2 separate regions of the Homo sapiens genome follow, and region 1 is linked to region 2. Evidence: chromatin loops called from intact Hi-C (ENCODE). Cell type or tissue: Caco-2. All regions are shown on one strand. Links, peaks and the distances in the headings refer to the core of each region. The heading gives the core; the rest is flanking DNA. Region 1 overlaps ARHGAP42 (Rho GTPase activating protein 42). Region 2 overlaps ARHGAP42 (Rho GTPase activating protein 42).

The links. Hi-C counts contacts between places; a loop is a spot of excess contacts. Peaks named below come from ENCODE experiments on the same cell type or tissue, not always from the same donor. Only the 100,000 strongest peaks of a DNase experiment are listed, where the experiment ranks them.
Region 1: it touches region 2 in a loop (5-fold over the local background); 4 of 110 quality-filtered maps call a loop at or near these places.

Annotation. Positions count from the first base shown.
Region 1 is chr11:100,823,663-100,831,888 of GRCh38, forward strand. The region is part of intron 3 of ARHGAP42 (Rho GTPase activating protein 42); the gene reads left to right. Among named protein-coding and RNA genes, the nearest start is that of SNORD13I, 110 kb to the right of the region's middle. RefSeq lists enhancers at 3,930-4,655, 4,656-5,381, 5,382-6,105. In Caco-2, for the core only: a CTCF peak has its summit at 4,838 (motif pointing left); a DNase peak (open chromatin) is centred at 4,839.
Region 2 is chr11:100,750,472-100,758,697 of GRCh38, forward strand. All of the region lies in intron 1 of ARHGAP42 (Rho GTPase activating protein 42), which reads left to right. Among named protein-coding and RNA genes, the nearest start is that of ARHGAP42-AS1, 67 kb to the left of the region's middle. RefSeq lists an enhancer at 1-724. In Caco-2, for the core only: no CTCF peak of the experiment used is centred there; a DNase peak (open chromatin) is centred at 2,860.

The sequences.
Region 1 (8,226 bases), core at 3,560-6,059, 75 kb after region 2:
TAAGCAACAACCAGCAAAATCTGAGATAGTTTTCTAACTGGAAAAAGCCTCTGTTTTGTTAACTCTAAACTCGTGGAATTATCAAGACTGTCAGAGAATATTAGGTTATCAAATATAAACAATTATTTATTTGTCCTTATAAATAATGACCTCCTCTGAGAAGCTCTTATGATGATATCATCAGTGAAAACAAGGCATTGCCTCTAATAAAAATCATTTTTACCCCCAAAACCACACCTATATTTAAAGGTTATGTCATTATTGAGGATATTTGAAAAGAATGTGCTATTCTGACAGATTTCAAAAGTAAAATTCTAAAACAAAGATTTTCAATCAAGTAGAGCATTGCTGAAAAAAGTAAGGGCATTATTTGGCCATGAATTTAACCATGAGTTTATTAGAATTATTAGATTATAATTAAGACAGTGTTTGTGCTTTTGCAGATTAAGTATATCTGAATGCACTTGCATATCCCCCACCCACCGGCAGCATGTGGGTAGTAGCCTCTGGAAGTGAAACTGTAGGAATGTTTGTGAGAAGGTTCCCAGGGTAGCATAGAGTTAGTATTCAATAGCTTGGTGGCCACATCTTTTCTGCACATGCTTACATAGATTGTGTGGTCTGCTCTTGGCCTTGTTTTTAAGTTAAAGTTTAATGATGCTTGCTTTAAGGCTGCCCTCACTGTTTTTCAGTCATAGACTACTAATGACTGAAGTCCTTTCAACTAGAAAGGGATGACAGGAAAGGTTAAGAGAGAGAGTTGAGAAATGAGAAAGAAAGAACAGAAAGTCATTAAAATTTCACAGGATCAGTACATACAGGTTATTGCACTAGCTTCTACACTGGAGTCCCGAATACGGATCTAGGAAGCACATGAATTCAATAACTAGTTGTATATATGATATATGATGATGACTTTTTGTCAAAATCTTCATGAGCTGGGAAATTCAGCATAGTGTAGTGAAAAATGTAGGGCTCTAGCGGAGACTCTTCTCCTAATCAACTATATATCATCATAGATGACAGATTTAATCTTGGAGTCCATGCTCTGAATTTTGGGGTTATAATCATTTCCCTCCCTACTCCATGATTTGTGTATAAACTTATGTCTGTGAAAGCAGTTTGACATCCAAGTTTTGAATAACCTTACCTCTATTACCACACATTTTGCCTGATTTTATAATCATTCCTTACTGGTTTCTTTCCCATTCTAAGCTGTAGGCTCCTTGAAGCTGTGTTACTTGTCTCAGAAGCCTTAGCACATAGCACAGCTGGGCTGAATAATTGTTATGAGTGAATGTTTTTATAAACAAATTAATAGACAAAGGAGGATGGTTAACAACATTGGGAGTATGGTGCATTCATCACAAGGAATAACATTGTAACTCTGAAATAGTAATGGCAATGGAAGTGCTTGTTAGAAAAATTTTACAGCATCATTTTCATTGATAAAATTAACAATGAGTAGCTCCTAGAAATTAGAAATACCTTTACTTAATCAACTGGCATAGACTACCCATTCTTGTTTAATAATTAAGTAATGTAGATGCTTTCAGGCTTCAAATTATTATATTGTCCTTATATTATGTTCTATGTTTATTTCTCATACTATGCCTTGTTCCTGATTCAGTTGGGTGTTACTTCTGTAACATTTTTTATGAGAAGAGGGCATACCGATTTAATAATATAAACAGTTCAACATAACTTCATAGGACAATTGAAAATGCTGCATTTAGTTTTAGGAAAATGTTAGCTCTGAAACCTTTAATGGCATTAAATAAAGTGTTTTGTTTATATCAGCCATTCAAATAAAAACAACACGATTTTTATTATACCAGAATAAGCACTTTTACCATTCATTTAATGCTTAATTTGTACGTGAAGAATATTTGGATATTGGCATCTGGCTTGTGTTGTCTTGGAGTAAAGAAAACATGAATGGGAGCTTCCTCCAGTACCGTGTTGGCTGTATGTGCAGTTTTCTGCATGGATGAGATGACTCTGTAGTGTATATTTTACGCAGCATGCTCCTTAAATCTGCTTCAAAGTGTCACTCCCAGGTTTCTTCTTCTGTTTTTCATTCTTTTGCTGCAGTCTTTACAAGTCCAGCTTGTGTGGGCATGTACCCACATTCAGTGTGCATGTGTTTTATGACTCCAATTTAGGCAGCTGTTTTTGAAATGTAGTCTTTTGTGTTTATTTATTTGCTTGGAAATGCTCAGCATTGCTAGAAAGCTCTGTACATAATGGGATGAGGAAAACCATGCAGTGGCTGAGTTCCCGTGGCTGTCAGATGTTGTACTTCAGTAGAGTTTTTGATCGGTTCCTCAGAAGCTTATGTCCAGGGTTCCTGAGTCCAAGTGGGTAGACGAGTTATTATTTATTCTAGCTGGTAAAATGCTGTTTTTTTTCTCTCTCTCTCTCTTTCCTTCCTTTCCCCACACCTCCCCTCACTTCTCCTTGAAAGTGTTATATTGAAGGATTCCACCTAACCCTTATTCCAGGGTTTTAATAATTTCTGGACAAAGAATTTTAAGAAAATATTTCTGTGGCTTGGTGTGGAATACGTCCTATAATTTCCTTTTGGGGAAACACATGAATGAGATGGCTATTGAACGTATATGTTATCCATTTTGTGGACTTTCTGTAGTTTGATTTTTAAATCCTAGACTGACTATCCCTGCAACTCAGGATGCTTCTACATGTTTTCAGAGGTTTATACTATGGATATCCAAAGTAGCCTTAATATTATCTTAGGGACAATATCATTATAAAGTTACTTGATAATTACACTGAATCATTTAATACATTTCAAGACTATACAGATGTAACTTTGGGTAATTTGTGTTCTTCTCTCATGTACCATAATTTAGAATTTATTATCATTACATTTAGGTAAAGTGAATTTATCTAGACCTTACCAGCTCCTGAGTATCAATGTAGTTATATTAACAGTAATAGTTGAAGTTTTACTTGCTTACTTCACCAATTTTAAGATTACAAGATCTCTAAACCCCCAAATTTCCTGTTCCCACCTTGTAAATTTGGGGACTCCTCAGGGACTGTCTCACCCTCCCTAAGAAATCCTTCCTGCTCATGTCACCCCTGTCTCTCTGGGGTATGTAATTCTTTCTGCTGCTCAGCTGGGAAAAATATTTTGCCGTTGGTTTTCTATACAGAAGGGAGTTACCAGATCAAGCTAGAGATTTTCAAAGGATATTTGCAAAAGTTAATTACACAATTCTTTAACATGGATTTTAAAAAAAGAGGAGGGTGGCAACGGGGAAAGAATTTTGTGAGAAGGGTTTTTTGGGTGAATTTTGTTGTGAGCCTTACATCCTTTTTTTTTTTTTTTTTTTTTTTTGAGACTGAGTCTCATTGCCCAGGCTAGACTGCAGTGGCGTTACCGCAGCTCACTGCAACTTCCGCCTCCTAGAATCAAGTGATTCTTCTGCCTCGGCCTCCCGAGTAGCTGGGATTACATGGGCTGCCACCACGCCCAACTAATTTTTGTATTTTTAGTAGAGATGGGGTTTCACAATGTTGGCCAGGCTGGTCTCAAACTCCTGACCTCAAGTGATTCACCCATCTTAGCCTCTCAAAATGCTGGGATTACAGGCATGAGCCACAACGTCCGGCCAAGCCTTACATCTTTACATAGAGTGATGGGACCTTCAATGGAATCACTTGGAAAACACCATGTGATTTTCCCCTAGTTGTGGGGTCATGGTAGTCTGGTATGCAACTCATACTTTGTGAAGCTGATGTGGCCTGTGGCATGTGGAAAAGACAGCACAACTTGCAGCAGGTGGCTGCATTCCTAACCCAAAGGTGCATGGATCCCAAGGGCCTGTTGGTGAACCCACAGTGGAAATGTTTACCTGGGGTCATTTTCTACAAGGGTAATGCCAGTAGGATGGGAAACCTCATCAGTATGAGGCTGTGGGGAATACCATGGGGTATAGAAGCTGAGGGGTAAGGTGTGGCTGGCCACAGGAGAGGCACTGCCCACATTGGCAAAGTCATAGTTGTGGAGGCCTACTAAGGAAGTAAGTCTCAAATAACCTGTGAAAATAATATTCACAAGAGAGAGCTGGCTCTAGCCCATCTCCTTGGCCAGAGAAAAGGAATCTTTAAGTATCAAGCAAGAACTTTCCTTCACTATGCCCCACAGTGATCTTGGAAGTGGTTAGTAATAGAAAAGGAGATGTGTGGAAGAGAAAAAGTCAACTAGAATCTACCCTTTACAAAACATAGGTTCTCTCCTTCACCACATGGGAGTGGGGGTAAGAGATTTAGAGGCTTTTTATTTCCTAAGTGTTCAGAAAAGCCACAGGGTCTGCCCACAGTCTCATCCCTGAGAGCAGGTGAAGGACTGCTGCCTATCACTGAGCAGGTGAAAAATGGGAAGTAAAAGTCATGGCTCTTAACATTCCAGGGGTCCTGCTGTTGAGAATGCCTTGCTTTGTTTGACACTATCAGTCCTCCAAGTGGTCTCACTTGCCGCTAAGTGCTGATTTGTAGTCAGTGGCAAAGCATGAGGGTAATACTTTTCTTCCTTTTGTGTTACACCCTTTAGAAGGATTTTCCCCAGTTTAAAAAAAAAAATCCTTAGTGTTTTGCAAAGTTCAGGGGAAGAACTCTTGTGGTTTTGCTTAGAGCTTTCTTTATTTCAAGCCCTCAGAGCTGATCCAGGGACAGATTTGACAAATTGCTGCTATACATGCTGTGCTCACCCCTGTTCTCTGATGACTGAGCTTGTTTGTTCAAGGAAACTACCTCATTGTCTCTGACTAGGCTTCTGTGAAATAGTAATGCAGTTCACCAGATATGCTCAAATATGTGTGGACCCCTGGTGGTGGTTTCAACCTGAGCAAGGTATGAGGAACCATTATAAATAGGCATGCATCAGGGTATCAGAGCTGCCTAGACAGACCTGCAGAACTCTCAGATTCAACATACATGACTTTAAGGGGGAAAGGGCCTACCTACTATTAATTGTTGAAAGATACTGCTTTTCTGTTTGTCTTTTTTTTTTTTTTGGAGACAGGGTCTTGCTCTCTCACCCAGGCTGGAGTGCAGTGGCATGATCCTAGCTCGCTGCAGCCTCAAACACCTGTGCTCAAGTGATCCTCCCGCCTTGGCCTCCCAAAGTGCTGTGATTACAGGCGGAAGCCACCATGCTCGGCCTACCTTACCATTTTGTAGATGTGTAAAGTGAGGCCCAACAGTTGCCACATGCCCAGGATGCACAACTAGTGAATATTACAGCAAGCAAAGTAATTTTGCACGTTTGGCTGCAAGTAATACAAAACACAATAGTGGCTTAAATCATTAATGAGTTTATGGGCCTTATGCAAAGAGGAATCTGGAAATAGGCAGCCAAGGTGATGCCTCCAGGAGTGCAGGCTCCTTTGCTCTCCTTTCCTGCCATCCTTAGTCTGTGGCCCTTATCCTCATGCTTGTCACACCACAAGCATAGCTTTGTGGCAGTTGGCACTTTCTGGCATCAGGTTCATGTTTCAGGCAGGAAGAATGGTGGCTTGGGGAAAAAAAGCATGGTGGCTTCCGCCTGTAATCACAGCACTTTGGGAGGCCAAGGCGGGAGGATCACTTGAGCACAGGTGTTTGAGGCTGCAGCGAGCTAGGATCATGCCACTGCACTCCAGCCTGGGTGAGAGAGCAAGACCCTGTCTTCAAAAAAAAAAAAAAGACTTTCAAGACTTTCAAGAACCTCACCAGGTTAATTCTGCTATCACAGGACCAGTCATAGTTACAAACTGGGTTGGAGATGTATTTTAACTGGACACACTGGCAGCTCTAGTAGTGCTGACCAGGGCATGCAAAGAATCTTCTTAGCTTCAAAGGCATTACCCACTTTACTATGATACAGACAGCTCCTCCTCAGTGACTCCTCCTCTGCCCCCTAGGGTGGCCAGTGACTGCCATATTGTTCAGTGATAGAAATTACCCTTTTTCATATTGTGCATGCATATAATAAACTTCAATTTTGGCATTTTCCAATGGTTAATGATTCCTTTATCTGTTTACGGTTGTATGTTATTTTCCCCCTTGTTGTCTGATTGGTGATTATTATAAATTGTTTCTAAAATCTTCTAATTACCCAGGTATTCCTTGATTATAAATCACATGAGCAAAATCGGCTAGTTCTTTACTCTGAAGTTTATTTTTAACAAAATTCATCCATTCATTTAAGATGTTTACAATTACTTTGTGATGATAAGACTAAGTCCTAGAGTTCATACTTTTGCAGCATTAGCAAGGACAAAATTCTGATCAAAGCTACATACTTTGGATTCTCCAAAGGTGTGTTTGTATCTTTCAAATATGTGTTCTGTAGGACAGTAGAATAACAATAAAAGCAATATTAATAGGATGTTAGTAAGGGCTCAGAAGTTAAAATCTTCTTCCATGGTCAGATTACTTTGAAAACTCCTTGGTTTAGTAACTTTTATTTTTATACTAGAATATATCTCAATTTTCAATATTACACATGCGTGTGTCTCACCAGGAGGAATATATTTCCCAAGCTTGACGAGACTTATACTGAATGCTCTTTGGAAGACACTATCTGTGAGGCAGCAACAAATTGCCTCAGTAAGTAAAAATACCAATTTCATAGTAGCAGTTTGGAAAAGGATACCATGCTACTTAAGATTCATATTGGCAACCTGTGACTGTAATTTGAGTGGTTTGGTGGCTGCTGTAATATGGAGAGCACGCGCTTTCCTTCTTGTTCTTAGTGAGTTCTGCTGAGAACAGAATGATTGCTTCTGAGTGTAGACTGTGGAGCCGCAGCGTCAGCCTCGCCTGAGTGCTTGTTAGATATGCATGATGTCAGGCTTGCTGCGGACCTACTGAACAAGAAGCTGCAGTGTCACAAGATCCTCAGGTGTTTCTTGTGTGCATTAAAGTCTGAGAAGCCCTGATCTAGAAAATAACGTCTCAACTCATCTGTGATGCCAATATTCTTGTCAGATTGTTGCTGGGGTAGGATTTCAGCTTTTGGTGAACAGAGAATGAATCAATTATCTATTTGGTTTAGTGCCAACTATAATAATAATATCATAGAGTGAGCCGTCATCTGGCATTGTTGGGAGATGGAGTACAGGTGAACAATTTGTCAGCTCGGGCAAGGTCAATAGCCTGCTTTGAGAAACCTTGGTGGGCACCACGGTTACTATTTCAGAGCCAGAGAGAAGAAGGCAGAGGGCAACATTTTTCTTGGGATATAATTTTTCTTCCCTTCTTAAAATACCGTGAGTAATGTACGGGGTGAGGGAAAGATGGGAAGGGGTCAAAGTTGAAAAAAAAGTAAGATAATTTGACTCAATTTAATCAAGTATTTGCAAGTTATATTAGTTGAAATTTTCTGTGCTTGGATTTTTGGATTCATATCTGCTGTGCTGGAATCCTGTTTCCACTATGTTCTAATCACGTGAGCTTGGGCATATTACCAAAGTGCCTGGAGCCTGAATTTCCATGTGTGTGAACGGGGGCCAGTAACACCTACTCCAGCCAGCTGTTGTGATGATTATACAGAGGAGTGGACCTTGTAAAGGGTAGCTCAGTTTACTGTCATCAGTATCCTCATAAACATCATCATTAGGTTATTAAACAAGGTTTTCATTATACTGGGTATTTCTGAGTTCCTGAAGGGAACAAAACTGTTCAAGAGAATGAATAAAAGTAAAATTTTACTAAGAAAAACACGGAACTGACTTAAAAGGAGTCATCCACATCGTTAGGATATTATAACATTGTACTAAAAAAATTAGTTAATAGGGTGTTCTTTTTTGAGAGGAGTCAAGAAAATATCCGATGAAACACGTTTATGTTAGTGACTCACCAGTGTTCTGTAAGCACAGATGGCCTTTGTATAGGGAAGCTCACATTCCTGCCATCCAAGCTACTGCTACTGTAGAAGATTTTATTCTTAGTATTTTTGCTGCTCTTGCTGGGGGTTGCTTGTGGGGAATTCCTTGCCTCTGCCAGGGCATGGTGGTCTGTAGATAGGTTTCTACTTTTTCTGGTTTACTGGGAAAGGAGGGAAAAGTGCATTCCCAGCTTAAATACTTCCACTATAAATGGTTTAAATATACCAAGAGTTAATTTGGGCACATGGCAAATATATTTCTTCACTGGGAAAATGCATTCTATGCCTCCTATGCCCTATTCATACTTCAAGATAAAAGCTAACGGGGC
Region 2 (8,226 bases), core at 1,861-4,360:
GGCAGAGCAGATAGTCAGAATGAGTCAGGGTGGAGCACCTGGACAAGGGAGGGGAAGGGGTTCTTATTCCTGATGCACGTGGCCCCTGCTGCTGTGTCCTTCCCCTATTGGCTAGGGTTAGACCGCACAGGCTAAACTAATTACGATTGGCTAATTTAAAGAGAGTGATGGGGTGAGTGGTTTGGCGGGAAAAATGGTTATGGCAGAGCAGGAAATCGGAATGAGTCAGGGTGGAGAATGAGTCAGGGCGGAGCAGGTAGTCGGAATGAGTCAGGGTGGAGCAGGTTATCGAATATGGTTGCTTTATAAGGAAGTTAAGTTTAAAAGTAGAAGGCAAAGTACTGAACATACTGACATATTGATTCTTTGAAGAGAAATTTAGAACTCAAATCTAACAACCACCTCCTACAGGTCTTGAACTGCAGAGGTCTCTTGAAGCTTTCTTCATTCTTCCTTGATGTATACTTTTTTTTTTTTTTTTTTTGAGATGGAGTTTTGCTCTTGTCACCCAGGCTGGAGTGCAATGGCATGATCTTGGCTCACTGCAACTTCTACCTCCCAGTTTCAAGTGATTCTCCTGCCTCAGCCTCCTAAGTAGCTGGGATTACAGGGGCCTGCCACCACGCCTGGCTAATTTTTGTATTTTTAGTAGAGATGGGGTTTTACCATGTTGGCCAGGCTAGTCTTGAACTCCTGACCTCAGGTGATTCTCCTGCCTTCGCCTCCCAAAGAGCTGGGATTATAGGTGTTAGCCATGTGCCTGGCTGATGTATGTGTATGTGTGTTATATATATAGTGTGTGTGTGTGTTTTTTTTTTTTTTTTTTTTGAAAGGGAGCCTTGCTCTGTTTCCAGGCTGGAATGCAGTGGCACAATCTCAGCTCACTGTGCAGCCTCCACCTCCTGGGTTCAAGCGATTCTCCTGCGCCAGCCTTCTGAGTAGCTGAGACTTACAGGCATGCACTACCATACCCAGCTAATTTATACTTTTTTATTTTTTTTTTTCTGCAGTATTTTATTTGCTGGGTTGATTAGTTCAGTCTTCAGACCAGCAGGAGAGGTGTTCCTGGGTAGAAACCTGTTGTAGATAAAGTAGATGGGTAAATGCAATACCCAGTGGTGGATGGAGGTCCCAGCCTTGACAGAGGTAGCAGCTGGGAAAGCCCTCACTGAAACACACTGAGGTCTTAACACAGGCAAGGGGGAGCCACCTCAGCTCTCCTACCAGGCCAGCAGGGAAGTGATCCACCTCACAGACACACTCCTATCCCAGTGTTCTGGTTATTCAGATCAGACAGGCACCTTTTTTTTTTTTTTTTTTTTTTTTTTGACGGAATCTCCCTTTGTCGCCCAGGCTGGAGTGCAATGGTGCGATCTTGGCTCACTGCAACCTCTGCCTCCCAGGTTCAAGCAATTCTCCTGCCTCACCCTCCCGAGTAGCTGGGATTACAGGTGCCTGCCACCATGCCCAGCTAATTTTGGTATTTTTAATAGAGATGGGGTTTCACCAGGTTGGCCAGGCTGGTCTGGAACTCCTGGCCTCAGATGATCCACCCACCTTGGCCTCCCAAAGTGCTGGGATTACAGGCAGGAGCCACTGCACCCAGCCCAACAGGTACCTTTTTTTCATCTGCAGAAATGTTGATGTTCCAACCAGAGAGGAATTGTGACTGTGCCTCTCGTGCAAGCCTGAACCTGGAGGGTGCTCCACCTCTGGGGATGTAGTCAACCTGCAGTGATCCAGAAAGGTTATCTATAGGTGCACCCACACCAAGCTCCAGTGAGAGAAGCCCCAGTTATTTCACAGTCATGGATGAGGGGTAAAAGAAGTTCCCTTTTCCAAGGCCCTTCATGAGCACCAGGGCTGCCTGCCTGTTGGGGTATTGTTGCAGACTATCCTAGCTGAGCCCAGCGCTGCAACTGTGCCACTGCTGAAACTTCTCACCAGTGGTAAGATCTGGGACTCAAGGCTTGCCATCTGGATTCTTTTGTACTACTGGCTGTTCCCTTAATGTGGGGCACTCCCTCTTCCCTAGGGGTAGGAGTCCCTGAGAGCCAGACTACTGTGACTACTGTTGTTCCTCTTGGTCTAGCCACCCAGTGAGTCTGCCGTAATTCAGGCTGGTGCTGGGTAATGTCTGCAAGGAATCCAGTGATGTAACCTGTCCTCAACCCTCTCAGCAGTGGGTACCAGCCAGCACCCATTCTGATGGGGGCGTGACATACACTCTGAGATTTCTTGGTTATAAGTAGTCTTAGTTTGTTGGCTTTCTCAAATTCTGGTTGTAATAGTAATGAACTTGTCCTGTGGACAGACTTAGGACCTTCTGGTTAGCCAGGGTGGTGCAGGCTATAGTGATAGCTCATGCACAAGTTTTCTCCTTCCTGGGTGCAGTGTTATTGTACCTGTGGATGCTGTAATGGTCTGTGTTGGTTGGCTTCCAGCCAGAAGGTGATGCTCGCAAGAGAATGCCAGCTGCCACAATAGTGATGGGATTTGTGCTTGCTTTATGTTACCCAGGGGATGTACTCTGGTTTCCAGATGATGATTGGGGCCGTAGGGCTCCCAGAAGTTCTGTCCCTTGTGTTAAGTTACCAGGGCAGGTTGAGGGGCAAAGCCAGGTGGGAGCTGGGTCAGGCAGGCCCTTGCTCTGGTTCTCTGTGTACAGGGCAAGCAGAGGCCCCTGTGGGGGTGAGGGGACTGGTTCTCTGGCCGCTGGGGTGATGTTCCAGGAAGGAGTGTAGCTTCTGCTGCACAGAAGAGTTCGCTCAGGGAGTGGGGAGTAACAGGCAGCAGGAAGCCTCACCCAGCTCCCATGCACTTGATAAGGCAGGTCTCTCACCTGCAGTGTTCACTAGCAGCAGCTAGCTGAATTCCAGGCCGTCTTTGCTCAATACTGCCCCAGGCCGTCATTCTTTTCCTTGGAGACAGGAACTGGCTTTCAGGCAATGCCACTCCTCATCTGCCCACAAAGCTGGGGTGCCCATCTCCTGTGCCTGTGGCTGGAGCAATTTCAAGGAAAGTGCTTCCCACTCAACCCCTGGTTCTGGCCAAGGGAGTTTGTCCCCACTTGAGATTATATTATGAATTTCATTTGAGAGCTTCTTTCAACCTGCTGCCACTGCCTGAGTTAGTTGGCAGATTTCTGTGAGGTCCCCTGTCAGTTAGAATCAGGAATGGTTTCCCTCCGCCTGTGCTGGAGACTGGAAGTGCGTGCAAGGCTCTTCTTGCTGCTGTTCCTACTTTTACATGCCCCACCGCTTGCTATATCAGTTCCCACACTGGATAGGATTAAGGCCTCCCTCTGTAGGCTGGATTGCCAGCTTTCCCGGTGGTAATGTGTATCCTGGAGGCAGTCTCTTCCTCTCTCACACTCTGGAGACTTACAGTTTTTCCACCTGGCTCTCAGTGTAGGCTGCAGCCTGCAGCTTCTTTCAAAGAGTCTTTGGTTTCTTCCCATTTTCCTGTTAAGTTCCTGCATTGCTCCATGGAAAAAAGTGAACAGTGTGAATTTCAACTCAATATTTTGTCTTTCCAAGTGGCAGAGGCTGCCTCTAATCTGCTATTTTGGCCACATGGCCCCAGAAGATTATTTAAATTGTAAATCTTTAACTTTAATTCCCATTAGTGCTACTTATAACTACATGATAAAATGGGTTTAAATTAAATTTAGACTGGTTAATATGGGAGATGTTAAAAAAAAATCTTTCTCACCGAATTGGTAAGATTCCCCTTAACTATAGTGGTTTTATCTGTATGGATGAATACAGTTTTTACCATTCATTGTAAACATGAACACTGCTAGATTGTGGAGGAACATTAAAGAAATCTTTCTCAATTTGGAATTAAGGCCCTGAGCAATGACCTAGAAATCAGACATACTTGAAATATTTAGTAGGGAAATGAAGATCTTTTATGTCAGGTGCTTACTTTATGATTCTCAGAAACCAACTGGTACTTTAAGGAACCTTGCGTTCAGGCCACTCCTAATTATCTTCTTTCTCCTTGCTGAGTTCTATTCCATACTTGTAGAAAATAAACTTCTGGGAAAACTTAATTTTAGTCTTTGATTACATGATTCAGGTTAGCTTTAAGGAACATTGTTTAATATTGAAATGTATAAGTAGAAAACATTAATTTCTTTATAGATGTATTTTTAAAAAGAATGCTGTTTTTGTTTGTGATGCTTTAGTTCCAGTATAATGCTTTCTACACATTCCTTTAAAATCACTCCTCAAGGGAGAACAGAGGCAACCCATACCCCATTCTAAACTCCTACCCCTCTTGCCCAATAAGAGTAATCACTACGTAGCTTTATTCTGTTAATGACGAGCCAAAATTTCATTAAAGTATATTTTTTACTTTATTCTGTAATTTATTTGTATTTGTTTTCACATGAAAGTAATAATAAAAAAGTGCTGTGCTTATCCAGCTTTATTCCACTATAGGATATACATATCTTAAGAAGACCACTATTGGAGGACTTTACTCTGGATGCTTTTGGTCTCATTCATCTGTTTATGGAAAACTAGCTAAGTGCCTTTAAATACTAGGCCCAAATCTGTTTGTTGAACAGTGAACAAAATAGGCTGACATTTATGCTTTCATAGAATTTAGATTCTAATGGCAGGGGGTGTGGGTGGCAGATTAGTGAGTTAAATATGCTACGGGTTAGTGATAAATGCTAGGGTGTAAGAGTGTGTGTGCACACATGTGCATGCACGCACATATGTGGAGGCTGAAGACAATGCTTGCTCCTGCCCCATCCCCACCACAGACCTCGTAGCAACTGGTTCCCAAACTTTATTTATCATAAAAGTCATTGACCTTGAATCACAATGGGCTGGGTCCCTGCACTACACAACATCTGAATGTGAATGTGAGTCTTAGATTATAGATAATTTTCCATACTTAAAAAGTTATGAGCATATGGAAAAAGCAGTAACAGTATACACAATTTCATTTCTCAGATGTACATCTCTTCTCATGAGTTTTCGTCCTGAAAATACAGAGAGATATTAGTACTATCTTGTTCATTATCTGGAGAGTCCTTGCCAAAATATTGCACACAGTTCCACTGATTGAGCATTTCTAGGGTTCTCAGATGACTTATATAAATAAGCAGCTGCTGGTAGCCATTGTCAGCTCATTGTCTTCTTTGAGTCTCATTGTCTTGTTTTAGGCTTAGACCATCTGCCAAAAACAAACCCAAGGGAATAGTAGTAAGTTGAAGATATCAGGTTGAAGGTATCAGGCCCTAGATGTGCATGAATGAAAAACTAAGAGAGAACTTATTTCTTATTTCCCCCCTGTCATAACAGGGACAACAGAGATCTATTTACAAGATAGGTTTTTCATGGTGTTAAGGTTTTGTGGTGTTCAAAGATAGGAAAAGGAAGTTGAGGCAGTGCAGTATATGCTGTTTGTCTCATTAGGTTATTAACTATTTGAGGTTAGGGATAATGCTTTTCCTTAATTGACAATGTCATGCTCTATATAATGTCATTATTTAATATGACTGATGGAAATATAAAATATAAAGGTACACTATGACTCACTGAATCTAAGTTTCACAGTTTTAATATTTTAGCATTTCTAAAATTGGATAGAGGTCTTACAATATATCGTCTTTGGCCAGGCATGGTGGGTCATGCCTGTAATCTCAGCACTTTGGGAGGCTAAGACAGGAGGATGGCTTGAGGCCAGGAGCTCGAGACTAGCCTGGTCAATACAGTGAGACCTTGTCTCTACAAAAAAAAAAAAAAAAAAAAAAAAAAGTAGCTGGGCATGGTGTCATATATCTTTAGTCCTAGCTACTCTGTAGGCTGAGGCAGGGGGATAGCTTGAGCCCAGGCAGTTGAAGCTGCAGTGAGCAATGATCATGCCACTGCACTCTAGCCTGGGCAACAGAGCAAGACCCTGTCTCAAAAATAAATATATTTTTAAATACAATTTATCATCTTAGAATATATGAACTGTAGTAAATAAAAATGACAGCACCTAAAATTTGTAGTATTTGTGGAACCGATGATAAGAAGTTTTGAAGTAAGCCAAAAATGCTTAGAGAGTTGAAAACGGCATATACATTTGTTAAGTTTTTTATTGAATGGTGACCCAATCATAGGCCGATTACATGCTGATTAAAGCCTGGCATAAATTGTGTGTATCATTTGTATGAAAGTCTCTTTTATTTGCAGTAAGATGATAATTAGAGATAACATGTCTTCCAAAGTTTGGAAAGCTCTACAGCCAGACGTAGTTGCACAAGTTGACACAGTTGGAATTCCTCAGTTCTGGTTGCTAAATAAAAATCTTCACTATTCAGAATCACAGCAGGCAGTTGCTCTCTGTGTACAGATCATTGAAGTGCATACATGTTAATGGCTCAAATAAACAGCATAGCATTTTAGGTGAATGAGTTTTACTTTGTGCTTAGTTTTTAGAATAAAAGATTGAGATTTATTTTTATGCTTTCTGATCAGTATCATGAATCACCCCGTAATAATAAAAATAATACTTTAAACATAAGATGCATATCTTCTTTAAAGACATTTATGGATTTTTATAATAATCATTCCATGTAAATATATAATACATTGGCAGTTAAAATAGTTACGTGGTGAGAATATAGGAAGATCAATAAGAATGAGACTTTTTAAAGTGAGAAAATGGTAAATAAGACATGAAAATTATAAATGATATGAAAATGAAATTTGTATTTGCTACTTAGCTAAATCCAGTATGGTAGAATTATAGGCTTAAAAGGAACATCCATAGTTATTTAAGGTGGTATAGAAAGAGGGTTGATTTTGACATGGCAGATTGAGATTCCTGTCCTGATTCTGTTGTTTGGGTAAGTCACTTAACCTTGAGCCTTAGTTTCCTCATCTGTAAAATGGAGATAATTACCTACACAGCTTCTTTCCTCAGTAGGGTTCCAATGAGATAAGGGCTATAAATATTAATATGATTTGAAAAATCCCATCATGTGCATGTAAGGTGGTGAGATGGCTGTAGTAAGTCAATCTATTAAAAGTGGAACACTTGGAAGTTAAATTAGAACAGAAAAATTCATAAAATAGTATAGTTCACCAAAAATCATCATCTCTATTGTGATACCTTAAAAATGGGGTGGCTCTAAGGGTACATAATGAAATCTGCAATTTAAAAATGCCATTTTTGCCAAAATAGTTTCAAAAATTGCTTTAGTATGTCAAAATGGGGTAGGATAGCAGAAAAATGAAGTCTGTAAACATGTAGGATAATGAGTTTCTTGAAATTGACTCACAAAAAAACACTGTGTAAATGGAGAATAATGATCTTTGTGCCTTTACTTCCCTGGCAGCCCAGGCTCAACCCTGTTTGACAGTGTGCTTTTTTGTTTCTTTTTGGAAGGATGAGGCATGATGCCAGCATTCATCCACATCTTATCCAAGAGAGTGGTTTATGTATTCTTTCAGTTACCATCCGTTATAAAATATTTCCAATCTTTAAGAGAACCTTAGTCATATTGCTATGTGAAAAGATTCTTTTTGACATAACCATACTGTTCATGTATAGCCATGATATTATCTAATATTAAACACTTTCATTTGATCAAAGAAAAATCAATAAAAATATAATAGTGAAGACCCAAATATGCTGTAACAATAAATGTAGCAACTTAAACATAGCCACTTAAGCTATAATCACATTCTAAGTTTGTCACTCCATTTAAATTGTACTTGGGAAAATTTTTGGAGGTTTGTGTGAATGTGTTAACTTGTTTCTTTGCTTGGGTAAACAGATTTTATTATTGGATCCGGGAATGTTTTTGTTAAGGCATGCTGGAATGCAGATATCTATTAACTACTGAGATGATACTTTTTTGAAGTTGTAGTAATAAACCTAGTCTTTGGAGGCAATATATGTATTGCATAACTGTTATTAATGATGCATGATGCTAAACAGCTGAGATGAAAATGCACTTAAGTAAATGATCAATTTACCTTTTGGAATACGGACAGTTTGACTGTGATGATTTTTGTTGTCACTGTAGTTTTTTCCTTGACTGGCAGGCACTGTGGCTGCATCATAAAATGATGAGTTATCTTTTTAGGTCCAGAGAAATAGGCTGATATGTAGGTTTAGTAACTGAGAGCAAATAAGTAACATGTCTTTCCAGTCATTGTTTACCTCTTTAAAAATTAATAGTAATTATAATTATGATAGTTTATCAAGCTCTTA